Regions from separate parts of the Homo sapiens genome. Here region 2 is linked to region 1. Evidence: chromatin loops called from intact Hi-C (ENCODE). Cell type or tissue: endothelial cell of umbilical vein. All regions are shown on one strand. Links, peaks and the distances in the headings refer to the core of each region. The heading gives the core; the rest is flanking DNA. Region 1 overlaps LOC105377989 (a long non-coding RNA gene). Region 2 has its middle 310 kb from the start of RSPO3.

Region 1 (15,733 bases), core at 3,142-11,141:
AAGATTAATCTTTACCACTGCCCTTCAGGGATGTCTCAGAGAGTAGCTGTAGTGCTATAGTTGTCCACTTTTGAGTGGTGCCTGCATATCACGCAGAACCATTTATAAGCCAGGCCTGAGTCTTCTCTTCCTTTATCAATGAATTGTAGGAAACTCCTCATGAGGTCCCAGGTGCAGGCTGGGAGAAAGAAGGCAGTGTAGCAGGAGTAGGAAGCATGGGCATTTGAGCCACTTCTTCATGTACTTACTTGTGCTTTCAGGGCCTATTCAGGCTCCATCACATATATACCTCTTCCATTTGACATAGACTGTTGCTGTACATGCCCAGCTTTATGGCTTGGTGGGTCAGATAATACCCGGCTCATGTTGGGCAGCTCAGATCATATGGTAACTTGGTGGCTCATGGTCAGGAATTCAGTTACTACCAAGGTCCATTATCAGGCCAAGAGCTGTCTCTCAAAATGAGAGTAGTTATTTGGGGATGATGGTAGGACCTTGCTACAAAATTCTAAAGGCCTGTGCTGCAGGTCACCTAAAAGAGCCTGTCAGAGGCTCCAAACTGCATACTTATCTGCTACTAACACTTCAAATACCACTGGATCTGCTGGACTGTATGGCTCAAGTAGCAGAGCAACATGTACAGCAGACTGGACTTGTTGCAGAGCTTTTCTCTTTTTCTGAGCACCAATCAAAACTAAAAGCTTTTCAGGTCACTCAGTAAATGGGTTGAAGTCACACACCCAATTGAGAAATATGATTTCTTCAAAATCCCAATAGGCCCAGTAGATGTTGTGCCTCATTCTTGGTTGTAAGAGGGACCAGATGCAACAATTTATATTTTATCTTAGAAGGAATATCTCAATATGTTCCACATAACTGGGGCCCTAGAAATTTCACCGAGGTAGAAGGATTCTAAATTTATTTACCATTCTCTGACATGCAAATGTCTTATCAGTTAGTGTAGAGAAGCTGCTACATCTAGCTCATTAGGTCCGATTAACATAATGTCATCAATGTAATGGACCAGTGTGGTATCTTATGGAAGGGAAAGATGATCAAGATCCTTGTGAACTTAATTATGCCATAGAGCTGGAGGGCTGTATAGACCCCCGAAGTAGGACAGTGAAGTGCTTCTTGCCTTTCCAGCTGAAAGTAAATTACTTCTAGTAGGTTTTGTGAACAGAGATGGAGAAAAACGCATTTGCCAAATCAATAGCTACATATCAGGTAGCAGGTTATGTGTTAATTTACTCAAGCAATAAATCCATATCTGGTACAGCTGATGCATTTGGAGCCACCACTTGGTTAAGTTTATGATAATCCACTGTCATTCTCCAAGATCCATCTGTCTTTTGAACAGTGACAAATAGGAGAATTGAATGGGGATGTGATGGGAATCCACACCCCTGCATTTTTCAAGTCCTTGGTGACGGCAGCAACCACTGAAATCCCTCCAGGAGTACAGTATTGCATTTGATTTACTGTTTTCCTAGGTACAGATAGTTCTAATGGCTTCCTCTTGGCCTTTCCCACAATAGTAGGCATCATCTTACAGATCAAGGAATGAATTTTGGGATTTTGCTAACTGCTAAGTAAGTCTATTCCAATTATGCAGTTGGTAGCTGGGGAAATGATCACAGGATGGGTTCAGGGACCCACTTAGTGACCACTCAGGGATGCACTTTAATTTAAGATGGACCTAAGCTAAAACTCTATTATAATCACCTGATCTTTATAAGGCCCTATTCTGACTGGAGAGCCATTGTAATGTTTTGGGTCTCCTGAAATCAGTATAAGTTTAGAGCCAGTGACCAAAAATCCCTGAAAGGTCCGATTATTTCCTTTTTCTCAATGCATAGTTACTTGGTAAAAGGCCATGGGTCTCTTTGGGGAAGGCTGGGAGAAAGACTAACAATAAACAATTTTGGTAGTATACCAGGGTCCTTTCTTGAGTGGACCTATCCTCCCCTTTATTCAAGGGATTCTGGGTCTGCAACCTGGCTCAAATCCAGAACTTGAGGTCAGTAACTCTGTCTTTATTATTCAAGTTAGACTTTTGTTCACTTGACCCAGAATTTTTCTGCTTATACAGACCAAGTAAAAATTTAGTAGGCTTCCTATCTGTTTCACTTCCAGGAACACTGTTCAATTAGCCAGTGCTATAGGTCTGTGCGTCAGTCTTCTGATTGCTGATGTGACTCTACTGAGCACTAGAGTAACTATGGTCGCCTTGTCCTTGGTGGTTGAGTGCTGCCACTTGGGCACCCCAGGATCCAATTACTCCTGTTGCATTTAGATTTTCCAGTTGAGTGGCTGGATATGGTTCTCACTCTCTAAAGTTTGGCCTACAGGGAAGCACAATCACTATCACCAAGCTCTCTAGGGATACCAGGACTCCCTTCACAAATGCATTTCACAAAGTATTGGGGGAAAGTATGTTGTCTGAACCCCCTGGTGTGGGTGAGTAGGTCTTAAATGACAACTCCACTCTTCCTGAAGCCTTTGAATTCCTTCCTCTGTAAAACTCTGTAGATATATTAAAACCATTGACTAAATTGTACATTTTAAATAGGTGAACATTGTGGTATATAAATTGCATATCAATGAAACTATTTTCTTAAAAAAACTTTTTTTTTTTTTGGGGGATTGCAGGAAAGAGCCACAGATTTGCTTCTTCCTAGCAAGGGCGTGATACTAATTCCAGATCCATCCAAATATTGTTCACTGCTTCTTAGACAGAGACCCCTTTCTCCCAGGTAAGCAGCAGAATTCCCAGACTATTGGTAATTCTCAAAAATCATCATTCGTCAGGCAGTTGATGAAAGACAACACTTTGTGAATGAGAGATAATTTAGTCGGGTCAATATAAGATGAGTAGAAGTTCAAGTTATAATAAAGTCAGTGTATGAAGGTTTAAAAGCATTTGGATAGATGTGTGGGTGAGGAAGAAATAAATCACCATGGACATCTCATAAGAGAAGAGTAGCTTCCAGGCTTTCTGGCCAGTGGTCCAGCACCTGAGTCTCTGATATTCCAGGAAATAGAGTGGATGCTTGATCTTACTCTTCATCTGCCTAGCCAGGTGTATTTGTCCACTTTCATGCTGCTATTAAAAAACTGCCTAAGACTGGTAATCTCTAAAGAAAAGAAGTTTATTTAACTCACAGTTCCACATGGCTTAGGAGGCCTCAGGAAACTTACAATCATGGCAGAAGGGGAACCAAACACATCCTTCTTCACATAATAGCAGGAAGGAGAAGTGCCAAGCAAAAAGGGGAAAAGTCTCTTATGAAACCATTAGATCTCATGAGAAATCACTCATTATCACAAGAACAGCATGAGGGTAACCTCCCGCATGATTCAATTATCTCCCACTGAGTCCCTCCCGTGACACGTGGGGATTATAGGAACTACAATTCGAGATGAGATTTTGGTGGGGACACAGTTAAACCACATCATTCCACCTGTAGTCCTTCCTAAATCTCATGCCCTCACATTTCAAAACAATTACACCCTTCCCATAGTCCCCCAAAGTCTTAACTCATTCCAGCGTTAACTCAAAAGTCCAAGTCCAAAGTCTTATCTGAGAAAAGGCAAGCCCCTTCCACCTATGAGCCTATAAAATCAAAAGCAAGTTAGTTACTTCCTGGATACAATGGGGGCAAAGGCACTGGGTAAATAAACCTATTGGGTAAATATGCCCATTCCAAATATGGCCCATTGGGATAAATTGGCCAAAAGAATTGGCTCCAGGCCCCATGCAAGTCCGAAATCCAATAGGGCAGTCATTAAACCTTAAAAGTTCCAAAAAGATCTCCTTTCACTCCATGTCTCCCATCCAGGTCATGCTGATGCAAGAGGTGGGCTCCCACAGCCTTGGGCACCTCTGCCCCTGTGGCTTTGCAAGGTACAGTCCCCTTCCTGGCTGCTTTCACGGGCTGGCATTGAGTGTCTGTGGCTTTTCCAGGTGCACAGCATAAGCTGTTGGTAAATTTACCATTCTGGGGTCTGGCGGACGGTGGCCCTCTTCTCACAGCTCCACTAGGCAGTGCGCCCATGGGGACTCTGCGTGGAGGCTCCAACCTCACATTTCCCTTCCACACTGCCCTAGCAGAGATTCTCCATGAGGGCTCTGCTCCTGCAGCAAACTTCTGCTGGACATCCAGGCATTTCGATACATCTCCTGAAATCTAGGCAAAGGTTCCCAAACCTTAATTCTTGACTTCTGCACACCTGCAGGCCCAACACCATGTGGATGCTGCCAAGGTTGGGGCTTACACCCTCTGAAGCAATGGCCTGAGCTCTACCTTGGTCCCTTTTAGCCACAGCTGGAGCTGAAGCAGCTGGGATACAGGGCACCATGTCCTGAGGCTGCACAGAGAAAGGGGGCCCTGGGCCTGGCCTCTGAAGCCATTTTTCCCTTCTGGGCCTCAGGGCCAGTGATGGGAGGGACTGCTGGGAAGGTCTCTGACATGCCCTGGAGACATATTCCCCATTGTCTTGGTGATTAATATTTGGCTTCTCATTACTTATGCAAATTTCTACAGCCAGCTTGAATTTTTCCCCCAGAAAATGGGATTTTCTTTTTCTATTGCATTGCCAGCCTGCAAATTTTCCAAACTTTTATGCTCTGCTTCCTCTTGAACACTTTGTCTCTTAGAATTTTTTTCTACCACTTACACTAAATCATCTCTCTTAAGTTCAAAGTTCCACAGATCTCTGGGACAGGGACAAATGCTGCCAGTCTCTTTGCATATGAAGAGTGACCTTTACTTCAGTTCCCAAAAAGTTTCCCATCTCTGTCTGAGACCACCTCAGCCTGGACTTCATTGTCAATATCACTACCAGCATTCTGGTCAAAGCCATTCAACAAGTCTCTAGGAAGTTCCAAACTTTCCCACATCTTCCTGTCTTCTGAGCCCTCCAAGTCTCTAGGAAGTTCCAAACTTTCCCACATTTTCCTGTCCTCTTTTGAGCCCTCCAACCTGTTCCAACCTCTGCCTGTTACCCAGTTCCAAAGTTGATTCCACATTTTTGGGTATCATCGTAGTGTCCCACTCCTTGTACCAATTTACTGTGTTAGTCTGTTCTAATGTTGCTATAAAGAACTACCTGAGACTGGGTAATTTTTAAAGAAAAGAAGTTTAATTGACTCACGGTTCCACATGTCTCATGAATGTCTCAGGAAACTAATAATCATAGTGGAAGGGGAAGCAAACACATTCTTCTTCACATGATGGCAGAAAGGAGAAGTTCCGAGCAAAAGGGAGAAAAGCCCCTTATAAAACCATCAGATCTCATGAGAAATCACTCACTATCAGAGAATAGCATGGGGGTAACCACCCCATGATTCAACTACCTCTCCCTGGGTCTCTACCATGACACATGGGGATTATGGGAACTGCAATTCAAGATGAGATTTGGGTGGGGACACAGCCTAACCACATCACCAGTTTGCTGTGTTTCTGAGGTCTAAGCTTGAGTCAGCTAATGGATGCCCATGTTGCAGGAGTTACAGATTATAATATCCAAAAATTAAAAAGATTGATCAGTAGGTTTAAATTAGAGTGCTTTTGAAATTTGGCATGTTTAAAGATTTTTCACAGATACGTTGTTAGGGTGGTGAATGCAGGAGAATCAGGAGCAGGTAGATAATCTCTTTCACAACCTATGACTCAGCTAATTTTATTTTCAATTTCTTCCATATGAACTTAATTTTCTCTTCCATGTTCTTTTCTGAAACTGATTGTGTTTTCACAAGTTCCTTCACATAATAAAAATCAGCATTCATTCTTTTGCCAAAACATTCATCCTGCTTGTTTCTAAACACTCCTTTCTCTGTTAAGAGTTTTCCCCTCCTCCTACAGAGGAATAACTAATTTACCTGCCTTTTGAATTTGGCTTCTCTCACTTTAGGATAAGTAGCCCTGGATCTCCATGTTCAGACCTCCTCACTCTCATCAGCAATCTCTGTTTATCTTCAGGATCTTTTTTTTTTTTTTGAGATGGAGTCTCGCTCTGTCGCCCAGGCTGGAGTGCAGTGGCGATATCTCGGCTCACTGCAAGCTCTGCCTCCCTGGGTTCAGGCCATCCTCCTGCCTTAGCCTCCTAAGTAGCTGGGACTACAGGTGCCCACGGCTGGCTAATTTTTTGTATTTTTGGTAGAGATGGGGTTTCACTGTGTTAGACAGGATGGTCTTGATCTCCTGACCTCGTGATCTGCCCACTTCGGCCTCCCAAAGTGCTGGGATTACATTACAGATGTAAGACAACACGTCCGGCCCTATCTTCAGGATCTTTAAATTCAGAAGTTAAGTACAAGATTTCGAACAATATCTTCCAGAATACTTTGAACCTACTCATTAAACTTCTGCATTGAAAAAAATACCTCTACTGGCTGTCTTCTACTTTACTCTACTGGAGTTAGGCAAAACGTTCCATAAAATGTTTAAAGACACTTTGTGCCTAGCCAGAATATAATATATATTCAAGATAAAAAAAATCTGGGCAGTGATTTCAAAATGGATAGGAACTTCTATTTAAATAAGAAATAAAGACTACTGGATCAGACTGACTTGGCTTTTCCATGAATCTTTGTTGCTGTTATAGGCTGTTGTTAAATACACATTAAAATGTTTGTGATAGTCATGCATACCAAAAGACACTCCTCCTGATTTGGGGGACATCTTGGATCATATGAAATCATGGCATTGCATTGCAGGGCTGGGGTCAAGACATGCTGCTGCCAGGCCAGGTTCTGCTACTCCAGGAGCCCACCTGGCAAGGTGCCAGCTGCTTTTGCAGGGCCCTGACCTTTCCATCAGGCAGCAGCAGAATCACCAGACAGTAGCTCAAAAATAAAGCAAAGTTAAACATAACTGTGTCATCCCAGAATGGTGATGTTCCCTAATAAAAGCCACACTGATGAATAAAATATAGGGTGCAATTATCCATAGCGAGTGCCAAGAACGGTCTTATAGCCTGATCTCGTATCTGTAGTATTTAACTTCATTTAAAATCACTGAAGAATTTATGTTTAGTAAGAAGTAAAATCACTTAAAATGACTTTGGTAACTTTGTTTTTGTTTAGACCCCAAAGATAAAAGAATATCTTGACAGATGCAAACCAAAAACAATAAACATTTGATTATCTCCAAGTTTAGACATTTGTATAAGAACCGTGGTAAAGATTATAATCAGTAAGGACTCCAACTTCTTTCTCTAGCCCCACCACTGACAGGCCAAGTTAGCTCAATGAAATTCCCAGGGTCAGCTTTTCTGTTTTTAGAAATATAACTAATTAGCTCTCTGTAGTTTTAAACATCATTTCTTAATGATTTTCTGTAGTAATAATTCTCTTTGATTACCTAGCAGGGTGACATTCACGAGAACTGTTCTTTGTAAATTGGTTTCTGATAATAGGGAGGACAGACCAGTTCATGAAGCACAGATAAGAGAACAATAGGGTAGTGGGCCATGAGAGAGTAAAGGATTGGGCAGGATCAGGAGAGTGAGAGGAATTTCCTTTATCACTCTAGGCGAATGAGGTCAACATATCTCTTTGAGGAGGCTTATATCACATGATAGTTATGATGTTAGTTACTTGTAATAGTAACAGTATTAGTAGTACTCTGCATATTGTCAGAATTTCAGATATTTTAAAATTTCCTTCTGAATATATTTTGATGCCATTTCCTGTCCAAAAGCTTGGTTTAATAAACGTTGCATCAAACTTTCTACTTCTGCCAATGATTTAGTATAAAATTTGAATAAATTTAGCAGATCTTCATATGTTAAGACCCAGTGCCTTATTTGGAATGTTGATGTGAGGATTAGAGACACATTTTTCTATAACAGAACTCTCTCATTTTCCATATAATAAAAGGGCAAACAAACAGGAAGAAATGATTCAGTTCCGGAATAGTGATCCTCCCCAGTAATGGAAGTTAATTGAAGAGGGATTTTAATGTAGCTCACATTTAGGAAGGAAATAGTTTTCTTATTATTCAATAAGATCCAAACGTTATGATTTCAAGGAGATATGGATCTTCTATGAGGAACTAGTGAGTTCTGGTGGCAGGAGATGAAACACCTTTTTTTTTTTTTTTTAAGACAAGAGGAATAGATGAACAAATATGCAAAGGAAAACAATAAATACCAAAATATGCAGCAAACCAAAACAGAAACCCACCCTGGTGCCTTCCCTGGTCTCTTTTATTCTCAAAGCTCTAGTTTCCCTTTCCAATTACCTGGCAGAAGAAACAGATGGGAGATAAAAATGCTATGATTCATCTCAGGGTGCCATAAGGATGTAGAAGATACAACATGAGGAAGGGGGTATGATGACTACTGGTGAAGGACCAGAGCCCAGAAAGGAAGGCAGATGAGAGCATGAATGAACCAAGGCACTGGTTCAGTTGGAGGTCAAGTGGAAGGTCAAGTGGGTAGGCATGGAGAGGGCTCCCTGGAGGAATACCCAGCTGAGGGATGCCCATAAAACGATCACACTGAAGGTCTGGGTGATGAGGCTGCAGGCTCAAGAACAACCATAGTAGGGCTGAGTTTGACTGGGAACACAGGATTATCAGTCCTCAGCCTCTCATCTCAATAGCTTGAATTTGTGCTTGGTCATTGGTAACATGGAGTAAAAAAATGATTGAAGTTTCTTCAGGGATGTGTTTCTGCCTATCCTCTGTCAGGACCCTTGAGACACCTTTGCTGTGAATAATGGAGAAGCAAAAGGAGTTACTAATGAAGACAAACTAAACCTGAGAACAGAGAGAGCCTAACTATGTGCTCCAGAAGTGCCATGTGTGTCTAAGGTAGGTCCAAAGGTATGAGTCTAGAGATATTATGTATAAAACACCTAATTGAATGTCAAAAAATCCATAGAAGCTTAATAATTGGTAGCAATTATTATTACTCATTAGTGTGGGGGCTGGGAAGATGACAACAGAGTATAACTTGGAGGGTTGGTGTAGAGCAATTAGCTAGCAACTGTAGTTTGAATTTCCATGAAGTAGTTCCCTTAATTGTGTACACACAAACACATCAAAACTGAAACCACAGCTATGTGATTTAATAATGTTGCACGTTTAGACATGATACAAGGCACTTTTGCCTACATTATCTTTCTGTGAGTTTAACATTAGACCTGGTATAATTATCCTAAATTTACTACTAGAGAATTTAGTTTGAAAAGTCATGCAACTTTTCTAAAGAATTTTTTCTGATTTAATAACACCAATCAATGAATTAATCAATCAACTGTTCTGGCCATTAAATGTGTGAGAAAAAAAAGTCAGTGTATTAATTATAATTATATACCGAGACTTGGCTCTGTGTGTTTCACAAAATAAGTATAAAGTATCAAATTTGTTATAAATGTGTGACCCATTAAAAGAAAAAAAAACTTGATAGATGTGTATTTGGTAACAGCTTTTTAGAAAATTTTTTGAACATTTATGATGTTCAGAAAAGAACAGTGATCAGTGTGCTAAATTAAATTACTTGAATAAATTATGGAGAAAAAGTTCTGATTTTTGTGCAAGGTTTGCATTCTGGATTGAGGTCCAGTTCTTTTTGAAGTATCTGAAATCAAACATATATTTCCAAACCCTGAGGACTGATTTCCTTCTGAAGACCACCCTCTCTTCTATTTGAGGAACTCCATATTCCTTCTTGTAACACTACTCTGATTCTATATCAAGCAATCTTGGCCTTGTTAAGATAAGAAAGTTGCCTTAAGCACTTTCCAAAGCTTTCCTACATTCACTGTTGGTGGATGGTGTCCCTACCCTACTTGTTCCCCTGCAGAACCTCAGATTGGAGATATAAGGGGTGAAATAACAGCCAAGTACCTCAGAGCTAAGTACTTTACATATAACTCATTTAATCCTCACAGCATTGCTATGGAACAAGTACTATTATTCATCCCAGTTTACAGATAGAAACTAAGGCAGAGAAAGGTTAAATAATCAAAGTTTACCTACTAGATAACAGAGTGGGGGTAGAAACCAAGCCATTCTGGCTTTTCCTGCTTGTAACACCAGGGTGGTAAAGGTGAAAATTTGGGTTCATTCTCACAGAGAAGAGGTTATTAAGGCTCAGACTGGACAGATAGCATGGGAATGATGAGCAAGCAGGAAATTTAAGAGTCAGATCTTAGAAAAATATGACAAAGCCTAGAGACTGGCAACTGACATGATCTGAGAAAAGTGAGGAGGCCAGTGTTCCTTGTTTGGAAACAGGAGGAATAATGGGACCACTGGTTGAAATGGAGTGCAAATGTCTTATAAGAAAAGGAAAAAAATGACACCAACTTGACCCTCAAGTATATTTTGAGTATATTCTATTTCTCTTTTCATTAGAAGAAATTTAATTTGAGAAATGAATAGAGAAAGAAAGGGGAAAGGAGAATGTTTCAAAGAATAAGGTTAAAGTCATCACAGCTTGACAGCAATCTAAAAGTCAAAAAGTATGCCAGAATAGCAGGTATTTGAGACCCACTGTTCGAAACAATTTTATTTTAAACACATGTGGTTCCTTAATGATACTGGTAGCATGGTGGTTGTGCAGCCCGCCTTTAGCAGGAAGTGCTGATTTGCTTAATTCTATTAAGCCTATAAGAAAGGTAAATCTGTCTCCTGAACTTAAGGGGCCTCTGCTCTAAAGTAAGTTTGACATTGGCCAATAATCACCCTGACATTCTTGTGGCTTTGGCTGCTCTTGAAGCTGCTGAATTGCACCAAGAGAAGAGGCTGAGTGAGAAAGCCTGGTTATAGCAATGGCCCATCCTGTCAGTGCTGGGAGTGGGTACTATACTCAAAGCAGTATAAATACAGATGCTGCACATTATGCTCTGCTATGCTGGCTGCCTTTGGGATGATTGTTGGGAAAGTTCTTGAAGCCAGTGGTGTTAGAGGGGACAGTGTGCTTCTTGAAACAAAAGAGTTGATGGTGAGAATGGTCTTTGAAAACTGTACTCTTTACAAAGGTGAACTCTGCAAACTGGGCCTACTGAAAGAAATAGGGATTCTATTTTCATTACTGTTTTATCATCAAAATACCATAAGGCCTGGCCCTTAGCAAATAGTCCTTAAATATCTGATACCATTAGAAGCTTGCTTCTATGAAGGGTGATCACCCATCCCAGTTTGCGTGGGACAGTCTTAGTTTACATTATTGTCCTTGCATCCTGTTCAGCTGGTATATATCCAAGTCTCTTAATTTTTATTCAAGTATTATTATTAATAGTTGTACAAAAATAAGTCAGAATAAGTTTGGTAGACCTCTACTTTATTTCCAGCTTCTGTCATTTTCTTCCTGGTAGTAGGTATGAGACATATATACATGGAAAGATAATCAGCAGTAGCCTATCTCTCTCCCTTTAATTTTTTAAAGAACTTTCCAGATTCAAGAATGGACAAGGCACTCAGTTATGAGCAACAAATTCCTTTTGTCTTGGAGATCATGGAAGAAGTATTAGATGCTGCTCCCCTTAGTGTAACAGCCAGTTTTGTTGCAGCCTGTGGGGCCTGCAAGCTACACAAAACCACCAGGATCCTAGAAGAGTCACTAGGAAACGTAGAGTATTATAGCTAGATAAACATCATCACATATGTGTAAAAGATAGAGACTGAACAGTCCAGTCTTAAAATGTATAGCAAAGTAGTTTGAATGCTCTTGTTACAGTGATTTTGTCATCTACCAATTTTAAGTGTGTAGTGATTTATCTATCACATTATTTGGCAATACTTTCTGAATTTTGCAATACATGCAACAATGACCTAAAAAATGAAAGTGCATGTTTAATTTAAAAATTAAAAGTAAAGCCAGGCGCAGTGGCTCACACCTGTAATCCCAGCACTTTGGGAGGCTGAGGCGGGCGGATTACCTGAGGTCGGGAGTTCAAGACCAGCCTGACCAACATGGAGAAACCCTGTCTCTACTAAAAATACAAAATTGACTGGGCGTGGTGGTGCATGCCTGTGGTCCCAGCTACTTGGGAGGCCGAAGCAGGAGAATTGCTTGAACCTGGGAGGCGGATGTTGCGGTGAGTGGAGATCGCGCCATTGCACTCCAGCCTGGGCAACAAGAGCAAAACTCTGTCTCAAAAAAAAAAAAAAAAATTAAAAGTAGGATCTTCATACATCATAAAAGCCATAATGATTTCACACACCAGCTGACAACTAGCAGACAAAAAATCTTCTGGGAAGTCAGAAGCATCAGCCTTCAAAGTTATTATTTTGGGAAGACTATGCTCAAAAGGAGAATTTTACATATGTGACCACAGAAGGTGTGCCTATATATCACTCTTTAAAGCATGAGTTTTTATTTCTATCAATTGGTTGTTAGTTTAAGTTAATTTTGCTCATTTTCACTTTCAAGTTTTTGTGTATGCATGAAGCAGGAAGCAATAGCAGAAAATGTGGCTCCATTAGTAGCAGAACTTCTCAAGCTCAAAGGATGTCCATTTTGTATTAGCAGATGCTTCAAATTGAAAATCATTAATTCCAATATACGTTTTTTTCCCCATGTGGTTTCTGTAATCAAAGTAAAGCTTTTGGAATTCATTCTCAAAGGTGAAATATCTTGAGATCATTGTCAACATTAAAAGTACAACCCTGAAATTAAAGTATCTGTTTTTGTGATGATAATACAGATATAAATTTTGATGGAACAGATCATCCTGGTAACAGTAATGTTCTTACTAAATTAAGGAATCTATGGAGGAGAAATGTATTTGGAGTTGGATGTAGTATCCTCATAATTTGTAATTTTATCCAAACAAGCTGTAACATTCTACCAAAAAAAGAGCCCGTATAGCCAAGACAATCCTAAGCAAAAAGAACAAAACTGGAGGCATCACGCTACCTGACTTCGAACTGCAAGGCTACTGATACCAACACAGATATATAGACTAATGGAACAAAACAGAGGCCTCAGAAATAACACCACACATCTACAACCATCTGATCTTTGGCAAATCTGACAAAAACAAGCAATGGGGAAAGGATTCCTTATTTAATAAACGGTATTGAGAAAACGGTCTAGCCATTTGCAGAAAACTGAAACTGGACCCCTTCCTTACACCTTATACAAAAATTAACTCAAGATGGACTAAAGATTTAAACGTAAGACCTAAAACTATAAAACCCCTAGAAGAAAACCTAGGCAATACCATTCAGGACATAGGCATGGGCAAAGACTTCATGGCTAAAACGCCAAAAGCAAGGGCAACAAAGCCAAGATTGACAAATGGGATCTAATTAAACTAAAGAGCTTCTGCACAACCAAAGAAACTATCATCAGAGTGAATAGGCAACCTACAGAATGGGAGAAAATTTTTGCAATCTAGCCATCTGACAAAGGGCTAATATCCAGAATCTATAAGGAACTTAAACAAATTTACAAGAAAAAAACAAAGAATCCCATCAAAAAGTGGGTAAAGGATATGAACAGACACTTCTCAAAAGAAGACATTTATGTGGCCAACAAGCATATGTAAAAAAGCTCATCATCACTGGTCGTTAGAGAAATGCAAATCAAAACCACAATGAGATACCTTCTTACACCAGTTAAAATGGTGATCATTAAAAAGTCAGGAAACAACAGATGCTGGAGATTTGGAGAAATAGGAATGCTTTTACACTGTTGGAGGGAGTGTAAATTAGTTCAACCAATGTGGAAAACAGTGTGGTGATTCCTCAAGGATCTAGAACTAGAAATATCATTTGACCCAGCAATCCCATTGCTGGGTATATACCCAAAGGATTAAAAATCATTCTATAAAGATACATGCACACGTATGTTTATTGCAGCACTATTCACAAGAGCAAAGACTTGGAACCAATCCAAATGCCCATCAATGATGGACTGGATAAAGAAAATGTGACACATATATACCATGGAATACTATGCAGCCATAAAAAATAATGAGTTAATGTCCTTTTCAGGGACATGGATGAAGCTGGAAACCATCATTCTCAGAAAACTAACACCGGAACAGAAAACCAAACACCCCATGTTCTCACTTAAAAGTGGGAGTTGAACAAAGAGAACACATAGACAGAGGGAGGGGAACATCACATACTGGGGCCAGTCGGGGGGTTGTGGGGAAGGGGAGGGATAGCATAGGAGAAATACCTAATGTACATGACGGGTTAATGGGTGCAGCAAATCACCATGGCACATGTATATCTATGTAACAAACCTGCACGTTCTGCACATGTATCCCAGAACTTAAGTTTAATTAAAAAAATCTACTAATTGAAATAGAAGCTAAAGATGTCAAAATCCATAAATATTTTTATATCTACACAATTGGAATAATTAAACTTTTGTGATAAAGCTAATATTGAATTTAAAAATCTCCAGCATAACGGTATGCTTTTTCTGCAGCCTCTCATCAGTAAGATTTTAGGAATGTTTGATCATTTGAATAACTACTTTCTAAATCAACCTTAATGTCCTACAATAATATTCATATTTTGATAAATGAGTTATCTAACTTTTGGTTGCACTGTATGCAAAATCGGCTGAAAAATTTTTAAACAACGCATTTAAAAATGGTGTGGCAAGAAAAAACAGCAACTTCTGGTTGAAGCTTTCTGCAAACTGAAAATATTGAAGACAATATCTTGCAGGCAGGAAAACATTTATCTCTACAAAAGCAAGGGGAAGCTGAACGAACTGCAGAATGAGCTCACAAGAGGCTCTAACATTTAGTTTTGAAATTACATAACAGCTTTGGAACATCTGACTTGTGGAAAGAATTTGTTGATTTCCTAATTTTAATTGGATAAATGGTATTTTGTATCAGACTGAAAGAAAATTGACAAAGCCTACAATGTTTCAGCGCTTTAATTTGGTGAAGTTTTCAAAAATATTATAAATAGATACAACTTTTTTGACAAGTGTTGTCTTAAAAAAAATTTGTTGGAAGAAGCTGTGCTACATGGAGGCAAAAGAGGCAGTGCCCATGAAAATATTTGGGCTGAAACATTTATGCATTTCAGCTTAAAATAAATTGAAATTGAGATAATATCACATTTAGCAGAATTTATTTGGAGATAAGCAGTTCCCTTGGGACATTTACAGATATTTTATTTTTTTGGTTCTTTTACAAAGATGTGTCTAGTGAGTAAGGATATCAGTGACTTCAAATTTTTAAATGAAGAATTTTAATTTTCAAATTTCAAATATTTCAGACAATTTTATAGGAAAAATAAAAATAATTTAAAAATATTTTTTAAAAAACACATTAGAGACAGATTCAGCTAAGGAGCAGATTAAAGCACATAAATATGTGCAGGTAATATTCTTTCTGCTTATGTAACTTTCTAATAGTTTATATAATCAATATTTCAACCTGTTTTAAAGTATACAAATATATTTGTATCTTTAAAGAATTTTTAAAGTAATTTTTGAATAGAATTGTTTTTACAGACACATGAATATAAATATACAAAATTTCATACAATAAACAATATTTTTAAGCAATAAACATTTTCCAAAAATTGTATACATTTAATTATTTTAGTGTATCCTTTCGCTCTCAAACGTCTTCCATTTGGATGATAAATTATAAAGTCATCCAGAGCAGCTTCTGAAGTCAGTAAGAGCTATAACTTTTCTTCTGAAGATTGTGGTAGTTAAACGGGAATCTAACATTCAGATGAATCATATTTATTAAAGAGAATATTATGACCATGAAGTTGTTCTTAAAACT
Region 2 (15,733 bases), core at 2,866-10,865, 78 kb after region 1:
ATGTTTGTCGTTTTAATACCCCAAATCTTAAGTCACTTAAATCTGCCACAAATATTTTAAAATAAAATCAAAGGCAAGTTCTGTAAAATGAGCAAACATTTCTATATTTTGTAATTTATATACAAATATAAATACAGCTTATCTTAAAAATTTAAACTTTAACTCAATATCTTTTATTTTATTTATTCTGAAGCTAGTTGATGTCATCTTTAGAGATAACATGAGTTGAGCTGTAATTTTCCAAATAAATTTCAAATAATTTAGCATTTTAATCCATATATATGGAGTGTATTGTTTATGTAATATTCAACATTCAAACTCCCAGACTTTTTACTGAGAGTTGGATTATCTCATATGTAACACTATGCTATTATTTCACTTTTTGCATAGTACACAGGAAAAGACAATGATGTCCTTAGTTGCCTAATTCAGATAAACATTTCAAGTTTCTTAACTATGTATCTAATATGAGACCAAAATACTGGGTTGATACTTATGTATTAAATTTCACATCCTTGCTTCTTTTGGAAAATGTGTGTCATAGTATGGCATAGAAAAGTATTGGTCGGATGTCATGGTGAATGAATGTAGAATAGATCGTACTCTTCTGACTCTAATCCTTTTCTTAAGTTAGAAATTTAGGATAAAACCATGTTTGAGGCATGATTTAGAACATAGATATTAATCATCATGTAAGTTTCTCTTACCTATTAGTAACATCTACTCTTGTCTAAACATGTTTTACATTTGAAAATCTGATGATCTTAAATTCTTATAAATGGATAAAGAGATTTCTCAGTGCTTAAAAATATTTTGTATATTTAAATTTTTTATGTATTAAAATTATTTCAGTATGCTTTTAGAATTGCTCTCATTTACCAGATAAGAAGAAAAATAATTCTATCAACTTGGACAATCTCTCAATGTTGTTCTAATCTGCTACTTTCTAATTAGCTTCAGTCTTTGTGTCCAGGAAAGTGTGAGGCCCAGGGGGGAAAAATTCCCAAAGAATCTTGGAGAGTAAGCTGAGCTTTCTCCACCAAATAGTAAGTGTCTATACATTAAAATAATAATAATGATCCATTAGCCACTGTTCAATAAAGTTTCTGGAAAATAGTATCATGAAAAAGATTGCCTTATGTTGGGTTCCTCATAAATACTGAAAAAAATAAGAATTAAAACTTTATCAACTTAAGCAGTTATTTTTTGTGGAGTTTCTCCTTGATATGAATAATACTAGACACACACAAATGCATGCACACACACACATACATATACAGGTCTCTGGGCAAATACATTTGGCGGCAGAGACTTGAAAATTAAAGGATAGCCAGGTACAGCGGCTTATCCTGTAATCCCAGATACTCACGAGGCCGAGGCTTGATGATTCCTGGAGACCAGGAATTTGAAATCAGCCTGAGAAGCATAGCAAACCCCTTCTCTAAAAATATAAAATAAAATTATGTGGGCATGGTAGCACATGCTTGTAGTCCCAGCTACTCTGGAGGCTGAGGTGAGAGGCTATAGTGAGCTGCGATTGCGCTATTGCACTCCAGACAGGGTGACAGAGTGAGAACCTGTCTTGGAAAAAAAAGAGAGAAAGAAAGAAAGAGAAGAAAGAAAGAAAGCGAAGAGAAGAAAGAAAGAAAGAAAGAAAGAAAGAAAGAAAGAAAGAAAGAAAGAAAGGAAAGAAAGAAAGAGAAAGAAAGAAAGAAAGAAAGAAAGAAAGAAAGAAAGAAAGAAAGGAAAGAAAAGAAAAGAAAAAAGAAAGGAAAGGAAGGAAGGGGAAAGAAGGAAGGACGAAGGAGAAGGAAGGAAGGATGGAAGGAAAGAAAAAGAAGGAAGGAAGGAAGGAGAAAGAAGGAAGGAAGAGGGGGAAGGAAGGAAGGATGGAAGGAAGGAAAGAAAGAAAGAAGGAAGGAAGGAAAGAGAAAGAAAGAGAAGGAAGGAAGAAAGGGGAAAGAAGGAAGGAAGGATGGAAGGAAAGAGAAAGAAAGAAGGAAGGAAGAAGGGGAAGGAAGAAAGGAAGGGTGGAAGGAAAGAAAGAGAAGGAAGGAAAGAAAGAAAGAGAAAGAAAAAGAAAAGGAAGGAAGGGGAAAGAAGGAAGGAAGGAAGAAGGGGAAGGAAGGAAGGATGGAAGGAAAGAAAGAGGAAGGAAGGAAGGAAAGAAAGAAAGAGAAAGAAAGAAAGAAAAAGAAAATTAAAGAATAAAACCTAATTCCCAATGTGTTAACATTGGTTATAAACTCACTGAGATATAATAATAGTATTGCTGTCCAAGATTAATATCTTTATCCTGGCTTAATTGTCTTTAATTTCACTATAATAAAAGTTCTTGATTGTAACCAGGCCCACACAAATCATCTCCCAAGAGGTTTTCTGACAAAATAAAGGAAATACTTTTTGTAAGTGACCCTCATGCTCCAACAGGCCTTCTACAAGGAAGGGCAAATAGAAAGAGTGTTTTATCTTGGTGTTACACATAATGCATCTATGTCAAGACCCATGAATACATTTCAAATCTTTGCCTTTCTAGGTGTTTTATGCTGTTACATGGTCTAGAACATAATACATGTTCAGGTATTATGGGAAATGAATATGCAATAAGTCATATACTGTTCCCTCTGACACCCTTAACCTCTTGATAATTAAGATATTAAAAAAATGTTTTGAGCATGGTTAAATCAAATTCTTTATAATTTTTGAAACTGATGATTCATTACGTTAAACTGCCTCAGTGGAATAAGGAGGTTTTTTGGGTTTTTTTTACTATAATCTTCTTCAGATTACTTAATGGTATCATTTTTAAAAAATAGAACAGCATTTCCTTTAGAAAATTTATACTAAGCTTAATAATACAAGAATTAATCAGATAAACTCTTTAAGATAGTATTAAAATCATTGTGAATACAACTAAATCCATGTCAGTTGCATAATATTTATTTAATTCTAATTGAACAGGGGCTAAATATTAATTATCCCTCACTGAATTCCATTGCAGTCAATTACATTCTTCAGTTCCAGTATGATTTATTCAACTTGTCTTTATATTTGACTCTTTAATGCAGATTTAGTTCCATATTTGGTATAATAGTAATCTTGTTACTGATTTTATTTAGCCTCAGGTAATTCATCTATCAATTGATGGCTATCAAATACTACTCTCCTCTGTCCAGGGACTGGAGCTTGGTTGGGTCAGCCTAGACTCTTTGGGCTAATGCAACTAGAAGAGAGGTTTGCTCAGATCTTCTCTGAAGAGAAGATTCATATTCTCTCTCTCTCTCTCTCTCTCTCTCTCTCTCTCTCTTACTCTCTCCTTCTGTCTCCCTTGCAAGGTGTAAACAAAGAGACATATTCTCCCAGCGCCCATGGGCAGCCATACTGTCATGCTGAGGAAATCAAAACTGTAAAGCTTAGACAGCAAGTTTAATATTGTTGGAAATAAAAGCCATATAAAACAAATGGTTAATACAATGCTATAAGAAATAAGAGAAGAAATATTTAAGCATGTTTGTAATTAGTTATGCAGAAATTTTGCTTAGACGAAGGTTTGAATTGTTTTCTGAAAAATACATGTAGTTTGAATAATAGATGAAAGGAAAGCAAAGCAAATCCTATGAGAGTGGGAGATGAAAGAGAAATGCAAAATACAGGATAGGATAAGGATGATGAGTTTGAGGAATGCTAAGGAAACTGGCTTGGTCCAAACCATGCCTTTGTGTTGAAGAATTTAGATTTGTAGAGGGAGTGAAATAATGATAGATTTCTGAATTTCTAGACTTTATACTTAGTGTATATCAACTCAACTGCTAATCTTTCTGTTGTTGCAACTGGAGTGGGGTAGGTAGAAGGGGAGTGTATGTCAATTATGCTGACTGTATCACAGCCTTGGAGAAATCATCTCTCCTGCAGCTGACAGAGTTCTGGTTGGGCTATAATCATTGAAACCTGCCAACAGTCATAGGGGAGAGGATATCATTGAGGCTAGGCCAGTTATTGTTCTACATTATTTCAGACAAAATCATAGTTTCAATGAAGGAATATAGTTCAAACAGAGAGAAGCCAAGTCCTTTACAGGGATTAATACATAGTCACTGGAAGAAAGAACTGCTCTTCCTAGAAAAATAAAGGTCTGGCTCTGCCAGGGTCCTTTTCATCTTCTATGTGGAGATTCCAGCCCCCAGAGTGAAGCCAGGCAAAGCACGGAGAGCAGGGAGATAGAGAAAGGGAAAAAACCCTTGTGGCCACATTTGAGCTCCTGGTTCCCACAATGCCTGCAGGCAGCAAATTCTACTTTGACTTCCTAGTTACATGAAACAGTATATTCCCTTTCAGTCAAAGCTAATCTGACTTGGGAATCTGTCACTTACAACTGACAGCATTTTGATAAGTACCATATTCCACCACTGGCGAGAGGACTGCAATATCAACAGATGCACAACCACCAATCACACACTGATCATCACCAGACATGACTTTTATTTTTATTTACATATTATTATTGCTCCACACATCTGAATATAGGTTCTAGGTGGTTTGATAAACATTAGCTAGTTTAAGGTAATCAATTACATGTCACTTGAAATGCCTTTGATATGATGGAATAAAAATAAAGGAAATGAACTAAACATGGGTAAGGCAGGAACTCTTCATTTAACCAATCTAATAAATGAACACAGGACAAAGTGGCATATTTACATAATCGCCTTTAGTCTTCACATTGCCATGAGAAAGACTGTATTTTTAATGAAGCTTTAGGTGCTAGAATATGAAAATTGCTTTTAAAAAACAAAGATATGCCAGAAACACTGAAATTAGCCCTGTGGGTCATTATATTAAATCAAATTCTATCTCCTCACTTCTTGGCTCAGTTTCCACACTATCAACACTCCACTTCATTTCAACAAGCCCACTGAAACCATCAGTGGAAAACATCCTCCTGTTCAGCTATTTGATATCAAATAAACAAAATGATTGTTGATGAAACAAATTTTTCTCTTGAGTAGCTAGTTGTGTCACTAACCTTATAGCCAAATAATAGATGGGGCAATTTCCAATATAATAAAAAATACACAAAACTTCCAAATAGCAGGTTGAACATCTTAGAAATGGAATTTGGACTCAGAGCTGGGCTTCAGGTGCTTTGTGTATAATGTGTATGTTTGAGGAATGGTGTTTGTGAGAACAAATTTTAACCTCTATACTTCTTACTGATGTACAAACATGCACTAGATAGTCGAAGAAACACTTAAATCCGAGCTAGAAAAGAACTTCCTTGTTGCTAATGTACAATTAAAGGACTCAGTCCCAGTGTTGTAACTACAATGCAATTTGATACCAAGTGTGGAAAGATCTGCTTTGGGGGATGGGGGCTTGAGGGCTGCCAGGGGACTTGCTCTTTTGGCAGTGATTAACAGTTTGGTAATGAGGGTCTGTGGTGTAGGGGTGAGAATCCAAACACTGTGTCAAATGGTTAGCTGCTCTTTTAATGACCCCAAGTGCATGGCAGTCTGAGAGAAAGAGAGAGAGAGAGAGGAGAGAGAGAGAAAGAGAGTGAGAGTGTGTGTGTGTGAGAGAGAGAGAGAGACTATGAACATGACACAAGATTCACACTTTTACCTTTATACAAAGACAAACTATTGTTCTCTATTGTGGGCTGCCCACTACTCCACCTACTCTATTCCCCCCAGAAGAAATCATGGTATTATTATCTATTTGACTATAAGAACAAAATAATACAAATAAATTTTTAAAAAATGAAGACATTTGGGAGTGTAAGTCCATAAGTTGTTGAATCTGTTAAGGAAAAAATCTTTTTAGGTTAAAAAAAAATGTAACTTGAAAAAGAAATTCCTTATTTCTTAAGCTAAAAATGAAACTAAAAATAGCTTTACAGGAGATTCAACTGTCGTGTGAATCATCTCATTTATGTGTCAATTTTATGCCTTAAAAACTGATAACTCAGTTTTGTGTAAAAAATGTGATGCCCAAAAGAAACTAGCTCCTTGAGAAAATCAGAAGGGGGAAAAGTGAACTCTAGGCTGCGGTGTGTTTATATTTACTGGCTTGAGATCAACCTGTTATGAGATGTCTTGGAAATTGTGTCCATAATGGCTAGGTTTTTGTTTTTTTTTTTTTCTTAGCTACACATCCAGGGTTATGTTGTTCATAAGGAGACAGAAATACCCGGGCATGAATTCCACATATGTCAATTAGTGGTGACCTTGGGAAATTACTTAATCTTGGTTCCAGTAATAATATTATAATAATGCCTTCCTCTTACATTTACTGTAAAGATTGAATGAGATAACACATACAAAATCTGATACATAAGAAATCACGAATAGGTATCAATACTGTTTCTTTCTCCATTTTTGCCTTATTCAACTTAGTATAGCTTTATAATTATTATCAATTCAGTTAATTTTGAGGCAAAAATCTATGCTTGCCAAAATATATTATCCCTTCATACGATGGTGCACAGTTTAATCACTAATGTATTTCAGTGTTTTTAAATTTTAATTAAACAATGAACATGTAAGTTAATTTCAGCCTCAGCAATAACAACAACACAAAGAAAAAATAATTTGAGGGCTAAACATCTCAGTCATCAAGTTTCTTTTGTTAAAACGTCTGTTTGTAAATGAAGTTTAGTGTAAATTATAACTTAACATAAAAGTTTAATGAATAAAGTACAAGCCTCACACATGGCTCTCTAAACTCCAGAAAATGTCCAAAGTGGATTTTGGCTAACATCATCTGGACAGTTGCCTAGGTAAAACAAAGCCAAAGCAAAGAAACGGCTGGGCCAAAGGAAGCCTGAATATATAAACATGAAACTACTGAACTCGGAGGAAATAAGTAAATGAGTCAAATACTGATCCAGGAGCTCTCTGTCCATTTTTTTATCATGAAGATATTTTACTGCCTTAATCAGGCATCTGCTTTTTATGTTTTTCAGAAAGACTAAAGGCATGAAGAAGGTAAAGCAAGCACATGTATGTTCAAACATTGACCCCTTTTCCTCCTATCAAACATTATTCTATGGATTAATTAAACCTTATTACATTACATATAAATTAGACTATCTTTTAGGGAGGAGTAAACAAATCTCATATTGACAAGTTTAAATTTTATTTTGTAGTAAATAGAGGGTTTTTTTTGGTTTGTTTAAGTGGTCTAACTTAAAAATGATTCATTATTTTAACTGGGCACATGATTGTATCTATTTCTGGGGTACAATTTGACATTTCCATACATACATGTGTTGTGAGGTTAGTGTATCCATCATCTCATGCATTTAGATTTCTTTGTGATGAGAATATTCAAAGCCTCCCTTCTAGCTATTTTTAATATACCATCTTTTACTGTTAACCATTGTCAATATACTCTGCAACAGATTACCAGGACTTACTCTTCCTATCTAACTGTAACTTTGTCCTCATAAGCCAACTCTCCCCATCTTTCTCCTGCCCTACCCCTCCCCAGTCTCTAGTAACCACTGTTCTACTCTCTCTGCTTCTGCTTCTTTGATGTCAACTTCTTTGCTTTAAGATTCCACATAGGAGTGAGAACATGGCATATTTGTTTCTGTGCCTGTCTTATTTCACTTAACATGATGTCCCTAGGTTCATCCATGTTGTCACAAATGACAGGACGTCACTCATTTTTATGGCTAAATACTATTCCATTGTGTAGATATATCACATTTTCTTTATCCATTCATCTATTGTTTGACACTTAGGTTGACTCCATATCTTGGCTACAGTGAATAGTGCTGTAATCCACATGACAGGAGAGGTCTCTTCTATATACCAATTTACTTTCATAATGGCTGTACTAATTTAAAATTCCACCAACAGTGTACAAAGGTTCCCTTTTCTCCACATTCTTGCCAAAACTTGTTTTCTTTTATCTCTTTTATAATAACCATTCTAGCTGAAGTGGTATCTCTTGTGGTTTTGATTTGCATTTCTCTGATGATTATAGTAAGTAGTTTTTTGTTTGCTCTCTAATCTGATGTTTTAAATATCAGGTCCACAGAACCCTCTTCATCTGTGCATAGAATTCAGGAGATCCATGATGGGAACAAAAATACGTTTTTGTTGTTATTGTCCTGTAACTGAAATTTACTGTTTTCTTGAATTACAAATATGATGTATCACAGATACTTTATAGCATATTATTTTTGTTGCTTATGTCTTGAAATATCTCTTGTTGTAGTCACTACGTTGAAGTTATGGTAGTTATTAGATTGTCAGTGCCTACACAGCAAAAATAAGGATGAGGACCCCTGCAGGAAGGCTGCACATTTGTATCTGCTATGATTCAGGGACTCTGTGTAAAGTTAGCGGATGTATCAGGAAAATAAGACATAGGAGTTTCTCTTCCTTCCCCAGCATATTCTATAATCTATAAACATTTACTAATTCATTCATATTGTCCTCTATATGACAATGTATCTCAGTAACAAAATAAAGATCATGGGGCTAGCAGCTGCTTTTTCACTAAAGTCCCTCACAACTTCTCAAGCAATCTTAGCACAGGGTTTGATTATAGAGTAGTGGCAATAGTTTCCCTGGGCATAACTGCAACTGGTTCTGTTTCTTTAAAACTTTTCCTTTACATGCAGTGCCCTTCAGCTTGTCAATCAAAATTTGGAAAATGAGAATGTAGAAATTAGGCTGTTGTGTCAAACCTTAGTTGTCTTCATGATATCCCAGAGTTGAATAAATGAGGCATTTTTTAAGGCTAAATTTGTCAAATAGATAATATTGCATAAACGGATTATTTTTTGGAGAATATATACTGAACAAGATGTTATCTCTTAAAAATTAAAGTGGTCACCTTTCATATTAGAGAAACACTGATCCCCCCATCATTCAATAACTACTGAGTTAAGTGTGTTAAAACTTTAATCAGGAAAATGGTATACAGAGAGTTTATTTTGTAGTGCCAATAAATATATTTTCAAGTCCAACCCTTAACCAATTATAAGCTCAAATACCCATTAAATGTCCCTTTACTTATCATATTGTGGGTAATTTAAATGTTTTCAGAATTTTAGCATTGGAAAGAAGCAGCATTTTTGTCAGATAACTTCTTCGTAAAGTTTCCGTTTTAGTTCGGGTTGGTTGTTAATTGTGGAGTAAAGAGAAGTGACAGAATCTCAACATTGTCTTTATTTCCAAATATAGTAAGTTGCAAATCACTGAACTACTCATCTGTAGTGAGAAGGTTGACTCCAGTAAGCCTTATTAAAAACTCCAAAATTATATTATTTTATGACATTCAAAATAAAGATACACAAACATCTTTGTTAGAAAGTTCCATTCCCACACAGTGTTCTGATTTTTAAAAAAGATCAAAAGCAACTAAAATAGAAATTTATTTTTCAATCTTGTATAGAATACTCAGTCTTATTGAATGTCATATGACACCTTTCTTATGTCCTGGAGGGGGGTGGGGGGTGGCTGTCAGGGAAGGGATTTTCCCCTTGGAGGAAAGCTTTTCTTCATAAAAGACTGACAGGCAGTGCGGTAAAACTAATGCTATTGCTGGTCCTCCTCCTGAGACCAGTTTAGCCACGCTTTTTTTTTTTTTTCTATGAGGACCTTCGGGATTGGCCTTGGAAGCATTTTTGTTTCCTCCATTAAATGTGGAGAAAAAAATGTGGTGGAAAACACTGCTGGAATTCACATTTCTAATGCAACCCACCTAATAATATAACTTTGTATAAACAATTTTTTCCTATTTGTTCTGAGTCAATACTCTATAAAATAGAGACACATTATCAGTTAGCTAGCTCCAGGAATAAAATAGACAAGCTAAAAACAGTATTCATTTGAGCAAATGTATAACATTGAATTACTATGATGCAGCCTTTTAGGTAGTAACTTGTTGGAGTCTCTAATCCCCAAAATACTGAGTACCACAAATTGTATTTGTAGTAATATTTAGCAAATTAGGAAATCAAAGAAATGTCTTAGCTTTTTGCTTCTGCTTAGCACATCATTGTGGATATTATCTATGAAGAAAACAAACACACATAAAAAACTTACTTATGATAAAGTATATTCATAGGAACAATACACTAGGATGCATTTTCAAAAGCACTGTTTTTAGGACATAGGGATTGTGATGTCTTGAAAAAAAATCAAGTATCATTATGAAAACAGAGTATCATGAAATATCATGTGCCTTTAATAACTTCCTTATGCTGTGAAGTCATGCAACAACTCATTTATTATTTCATTCATGAGCGCTTGCCATGTGCTCTAGGCACTGGGATGAGGAGATGAACAAGATAGACAAAAGTCTCTGCCTTCATAGACTTTTTATTGTACTAGGAAGTGACAAGGATACCTTTATAAATATTCAGAATAATGACAGGTGATGATAAATGCAATGAAAAAAAGGTAAAGCATCCCAAAGGGTAGAGATTGAGCACATGTGCAGAGGAATGGAGGAAGAAGTGGACCTGGGTGGTGGAAGAGGGAACATTTGAGCAGAGAGAAGAACAAAGTGAGGGAGGGAGCCATGGGGAAAACAGGACATGAGGAAAAGGGGAATTCCAGCAAGAGGCATGAGAACATGCAGAGGTCCTGAGGTCTGTTCAAATAAGAGGCCAATGTGTTTGGAAAAGAGCTGGTTGAGTGAGTAGAGGAGCGTGGTAAGAAATAAGCCTGAAAAAAGGAGGGAATGGGAGGCTATGGAGAGCCTTCAGGCCATCTTAAATAGTTCATATTTTCCTCTATCGCTTATATTTTCAAACAGAAGTTATATGTCTGTAATTTATACTATGTTTAGGAAAAGCAATATAATGTAGCCAGCAGCATTTTTATAATCACTGAAATATTTCATAATTAAAGATCTATGATACAGCAATAGAATCAATCACTGAAATATTTCATAATTATATTAAAGATCTATGGTATAGCAATGGATTGAGACACTTTTATCATTCATCTTTTATTTCTGTTTCGTTTTCTTTACGGTCCATGATGCTTTCATGAAATAGAGTGTATTACTCTTTTATATTACAAGTGATAGCAAAGTATTGGTAGTATTTACCAATATTACAAAAGACTATGTTGAAAAGTGGCTTTATAATTATTGTAAAAATTCCAAAATTTGCCTACCTTAAATAATCTTGGAAATGTCATTGTGTAGGTAAAAAGTAAATGAAGTCAGGATATCAAATAGTAAAAAGACTTGATTTTGTTAGCTTTTCAGATCTCTTCTGACTACCCGGTATGTGCCAGACATGGTGTTAAATTTTGCAGGTTTGAATCAATTAAGATATTGTTCTTTGTTTTAAAGTACTCATAATCCATGAAAAGAATTGTAGTGGGATACATTGAATTTCAACCCTAAAATGGGATACATTTCATAAAAGTGTGCACAGAATAATAAAGTTGCCTTCCTACTCTTGTTCTGAATAATTTAAATCATCTTGCCTAACAGAACAGATGAGAGAGATGCCCTAGTCTGGCCAAGTAGCAGAAAGCAGTAGTGAGGAGCACCAGCACAAGGATGTCCAAGATGTGTTAGAGAAGCTCTCTGGTTTCAATACAGGACAATGTACAGTCAAAGAGATAGTGTGATATTATGGAAACACACAATTTTCAGAGCCATACATACATACAGGCATACAGGGAGACATACAGCTTTCTCTCAAAGAAGCATCTGAATTTGAGTATATTGAACTTTTTGACCCCTGTGTAAGATGGAGATAACAATAAATTTTTGCAAGGGTGTTTTGAGGTGTAAATCAATTCACATAGTTCACTGCACTTGCCATAGAGTAGGTTAGCTCCCCATCTGGCTGAACAATAAAAATAAACTTTCTTCTGTGGCGCAGGACTTATTTAACAGTGGACAGCTCTGTAGCTGTTCTCAATGTCACAAAATTGCAGTGAATACTAGACCTTGAGTATATAACTTACCTACCCCATAAAGGTGTTGGGAAGATGAATATTTGTAAGGTACGTTAATTACTCACGGGTCAAAAGCGCTTGTGAGTGCAAAGTCCCCTTCATAGGCATTATCACCAGCAGGTTCCACTGCTTTCCCTCAGAAACACTGTGAGAGAGAAAAGATGCCTTTTAGGAAAGCAAATTTTCTTATGTTTTCCTTCTGCCACCACTGGAAGAAAAATGCAGTATTTCAACGAGAAATATTACCACATTGCTTGTTCTTGAGGGATTTCCAGAAGAAATACCACAAAAATGCTTTTCTTTGAGGGTATTCAGACTAAAATTCTTACAGATTGAATACATATCAACATAGCTCATATGTAGTATATAGTCTGGTTTTTATTGTTGTTGTTGTTCTAGAAAGAGTGACATGTGGAAATCCAAGGAATTTCTTTATTTGATGGAGGACAGAGAGTGATTAGTCTGCTAACATGAAAAGCAAATTCCTCTGAACAATCCTGAGCAATACAGAACTCCCATTTACAAGATGAAAAAAAAGACCCCCAAATTAAGTAAAGCAATACCAATTTAATAATAAAAATACGAGTATAAATTTTGCAAAGGAATTTTTTTTAACCTTTCAATGCAGATGATGGCAGATTTTATACCTTCCTTTTAGAAGGCCTCTTTTCAATTAAAAAAAAATATTATTAGTGCTTTGGTAATTTGACAAGGAAGTAGTTACTTCCCCCATCCCTATAAATAGAAAACTACATCATTAATTTGAGCATAGATAATGGACAACTGCTGAATTAACCAGAATCATTTAGGGTAATGGCATCCTAAAATAATAGAATCCATCAGCTTGGTTCAGCACCTACTATGTGTAATTTACTTTGGCAGTGGGAACTACCAATAAGCAGGGGAATGAGAGTAAGTAAAATGAGTATTGCCTCTAAACACCAGAATTCACACCTTAGTTTTTATATGCAGTTGGACTAGTTGCTTAACTTTCCTAGTCTTTAGCTTTTTCAGTGTGAAAGATGAAGAAAGCAGTACCATCCCTTCCATTTGTTGGGAGGATTAGGATAAAGTGAATTTTACATAGTGAGTGTTCAAAAGCTGATAGCGCTGCTGCTGTGCAAGATGAACTTATGTGGTTATTCAGGAGCTTACTGTCTATGTGAGGAAATCTAACAAACCCTAAAACAGACTTTTAAAATTAGAGATTGCACAGGAGAATAGATTGTAAAATATTAAATCAATTTCACAGCTAGGAGCATATATTTATAATTTTATGATTAGTAATAATTAAATTTTGTAAACTCAAATTCGCAATACACTTTTAGTATTCTTTTTTTAAAAATGTCAACTGAAAATATCTACTAAATTCATTATAAAATCTGGGTATTTATTTGTTATTGGCTGAAATTTTTATTTTGTTATGTTCATTACCATTTTAGTAATCTATTAATTACTGAATAATAAGGTAATAATAACATATGAAATTATGCTGATTCCTCAGAAACTGGGTCTGAGATTCTAACTCCAGCTACTAACTTTGCCATAACTAACTTTTTTTAGTGTTCTCTGAAATAAAAGTTCTGGGATAAATTTCTCCTCTATGTTTATCTATGAGAAATGATACTTCAAGCCGAACAAACTGTGTTCGTTCTCTCCCACACACAGAACATGAAACATTCTAAGTCTCTCCAGTGCGACTGATGATGCCAAGTTAGCCAGTGTTGGTCTGTTTTCTTTAAATGAGATGGCTGTGTGTGTGTTCATTTGAATAACATGTTGGCTACTGAAAGACTTTCAGCATCTATAGTTAATTAAAAAGGAAAGCACAAGTTTTAATTTCTTCTTGTACTCTTGTTACTAAAAATTTCTCTTCAGAATCTGAAGCTAAACCTTTCTTCTCTGACCCCAGCCTTGTTAGTGCTGCCACCTACAGGAAAATATGGTAGCAAAATAATGAGGCATTCATGTGAAACCCTGTAACCGAATGGACCTCCTCCATCTGCCCCTATACTAACCTCTGTAAGCCACTGCTAACACACACAAATAATAGTTGCACACATATGCATACATGCTCTCCAAATTTACTCGCTCAGGTGTTCCATTCCTGATGGTTTACAGTGACTTAACTCTACTAAGTCAGTATACTAAATTGTAATGGTCTATTCTCTCCTTTATGCCAGTCCCTGCATTTTAAAAAGTAAAAATTGGTAGTGTTTTGTCTGTCGTATGCCTGGATTGAATTTTTATGCCCACTAATATTCATACTGAAATGTCAGGCTGGACACTTGTGTTGTAATTACATAACATGAGGAGAAAAGTTGAGTGATGTGGTGAATGAAGTGTTGGCTTTTTGCCAGAGATGCAGGTTTCAATCTGACCTATAGTTCTAGACAATATGAATAGTCTTAGCCCGGTCCCTAGGGTCAGTGGTCTATGGCAGATAAACCTTTGAATGTAATTCAACACAGTAGGCAGTCCTGTGAGGTTGAAAGCTGGGACTGTGTTTGCAAAGAGGATTAAATACTTCCCCACTTAGACAGGGAGAGAGAAAGAGCGAGAAACTTTCTTGCTAAGACTTCAATTCATTGGAAACATTCACACCTGAGTTCTTTGTACCTGTTACAGAGAAGCAATGGTGCCCATTTTCAAAGCCAAGCTAAAAATGTCTATAATGATATTTTTGCTTTCTGCAGTTAATCTGGCTATACTTTCAGTAAAGAAGTAGGGCAATTTCCTCCCAAACCTTTAGGCCAACATCACCATCAAGAACATTTCATTTCCCCAGCTGTTGCCAAGGATGGGTCAGGAAGGTAAATGTGTCAACCCCACTCCCAGTATAGTCAAATTGGTTGTTGCTTCCTGGAGAGCTGTGTTGAGAAGGTTGAGGTAAAGCCTGGACTCAGCAGGAAATTGTGCCCTGATTAAAATAATGGCTGCCAGAGGTGAGATCCCCAGAGGTGGTTCTGCGTATATAACCTATTTGGCCATCTCTGGTCTACATGCTATAAAATTCGTTTCGAAAGAGTTCTTTTTAAAAAAATATTTTCCCCACTAGAGAAAAGTCTACAGGAAATATAGAAATATTGAAAATGATAATACAAGCTTAAATATATAACACATTTCCATCATATTTAGATAGGAAGGCAACAGTTACTGGCAGGGTGTTGAGTGAAAACAGGATTGTGGGTTTTATGCATTTAGATGAGTTGGGAATACTTGTAAGTAGGGCAGTATGGAACAAGGATACAGAACCACATTACCATTTTAAGTCCCGTTAAGCAATTTGCCAGCTCTGTAACGTGGCTCATTTATGCACATTGGCAGACCCTTGTAGGGCCATAGCCTGAGACTGGCTCATATGCAACAAGATTTCCTTTCTGAGGCAGTCATCACTCGAGTCTCTATGCTGCTTTGGTATGACATCTCGTGGCTGTTGATTTGACTTCCTGCCTTACCTTTATCTAGGATCCTGATACCTGTATATCTTCCAGTTCTGGACTCCTCACTGGGTTTGAGTCCGCACTGGGGTTCTCCCAGCTTTGTCTCAGCAACATAGCCCAGTTTTTGGCATCTCTCCAATCACCCAGGTTGTGTCCATACATGATTCCTATCTTAGAATCTTTATTTTGCTGCTTTGCATGACCCTGTTTCCCTGCATAGTGTCAGTATAGCAGATAACAAACTGGGAAGAAAAAGTCACTCTAGCAAAGGAAAGAACTTAGGAAAAAGGTAGAAGCAAAAATAGAAATAGGTCTAGGAGAAATCAGATTAGTAGATTACCTTGGAGAATG

What was found. A loop is a pair of places that touch in the nucleus more often than their neighbours do. Peaks named below come from ENCODE experiments on the same cell type or tissue, not always from the same donor. Only the 100,000 strongest peaks of a DNase experiment are listed, where the experiment ranks them.
Region 2: it touches region 1 in a loop (7-fold over the local background); 1 of 110 quality-filtered maps calls a loop at or near these places.

The regions. Positions count from the first base shown.
Region 1 is chr6:126,881,305-126,897,037 of GRCh38, reverse strand. LOC105377989 (a long non-coding RNA gene) reads left to right here. Exons shown (of 14, transcript XR_002956387.2): 10 at 2,653-2,756; 11 at 8,700-8,822. Among named protein-coding and RNA genes, the nearest start is that of RSPO3, 230 kb to the left of the region's middle. In endothelial cell of umbilical vein, for the core only: no CTCF peak of the experiment used is centred there; a DNase peak (open chromatin) is centred at 7,907; H3K27ac peaks cover 3,113 bases.
Region 2 is chr6:126,802,571-126,818,303 of GRCh38, reverse strand. No RefSeq gene overlaps it. Among named protein-coding and RNA genes, the nearest start is that of RSPO3, 310 kb to the left of the region's middle. In endothelial cell of umbilical vein, for the core only: no CTCF peak of the experiment used is centred there; DNase peaks (open chromatin) are centred at 5,423, 6,103 and 6,773; H3K27ac peaks cover 1,398 bases.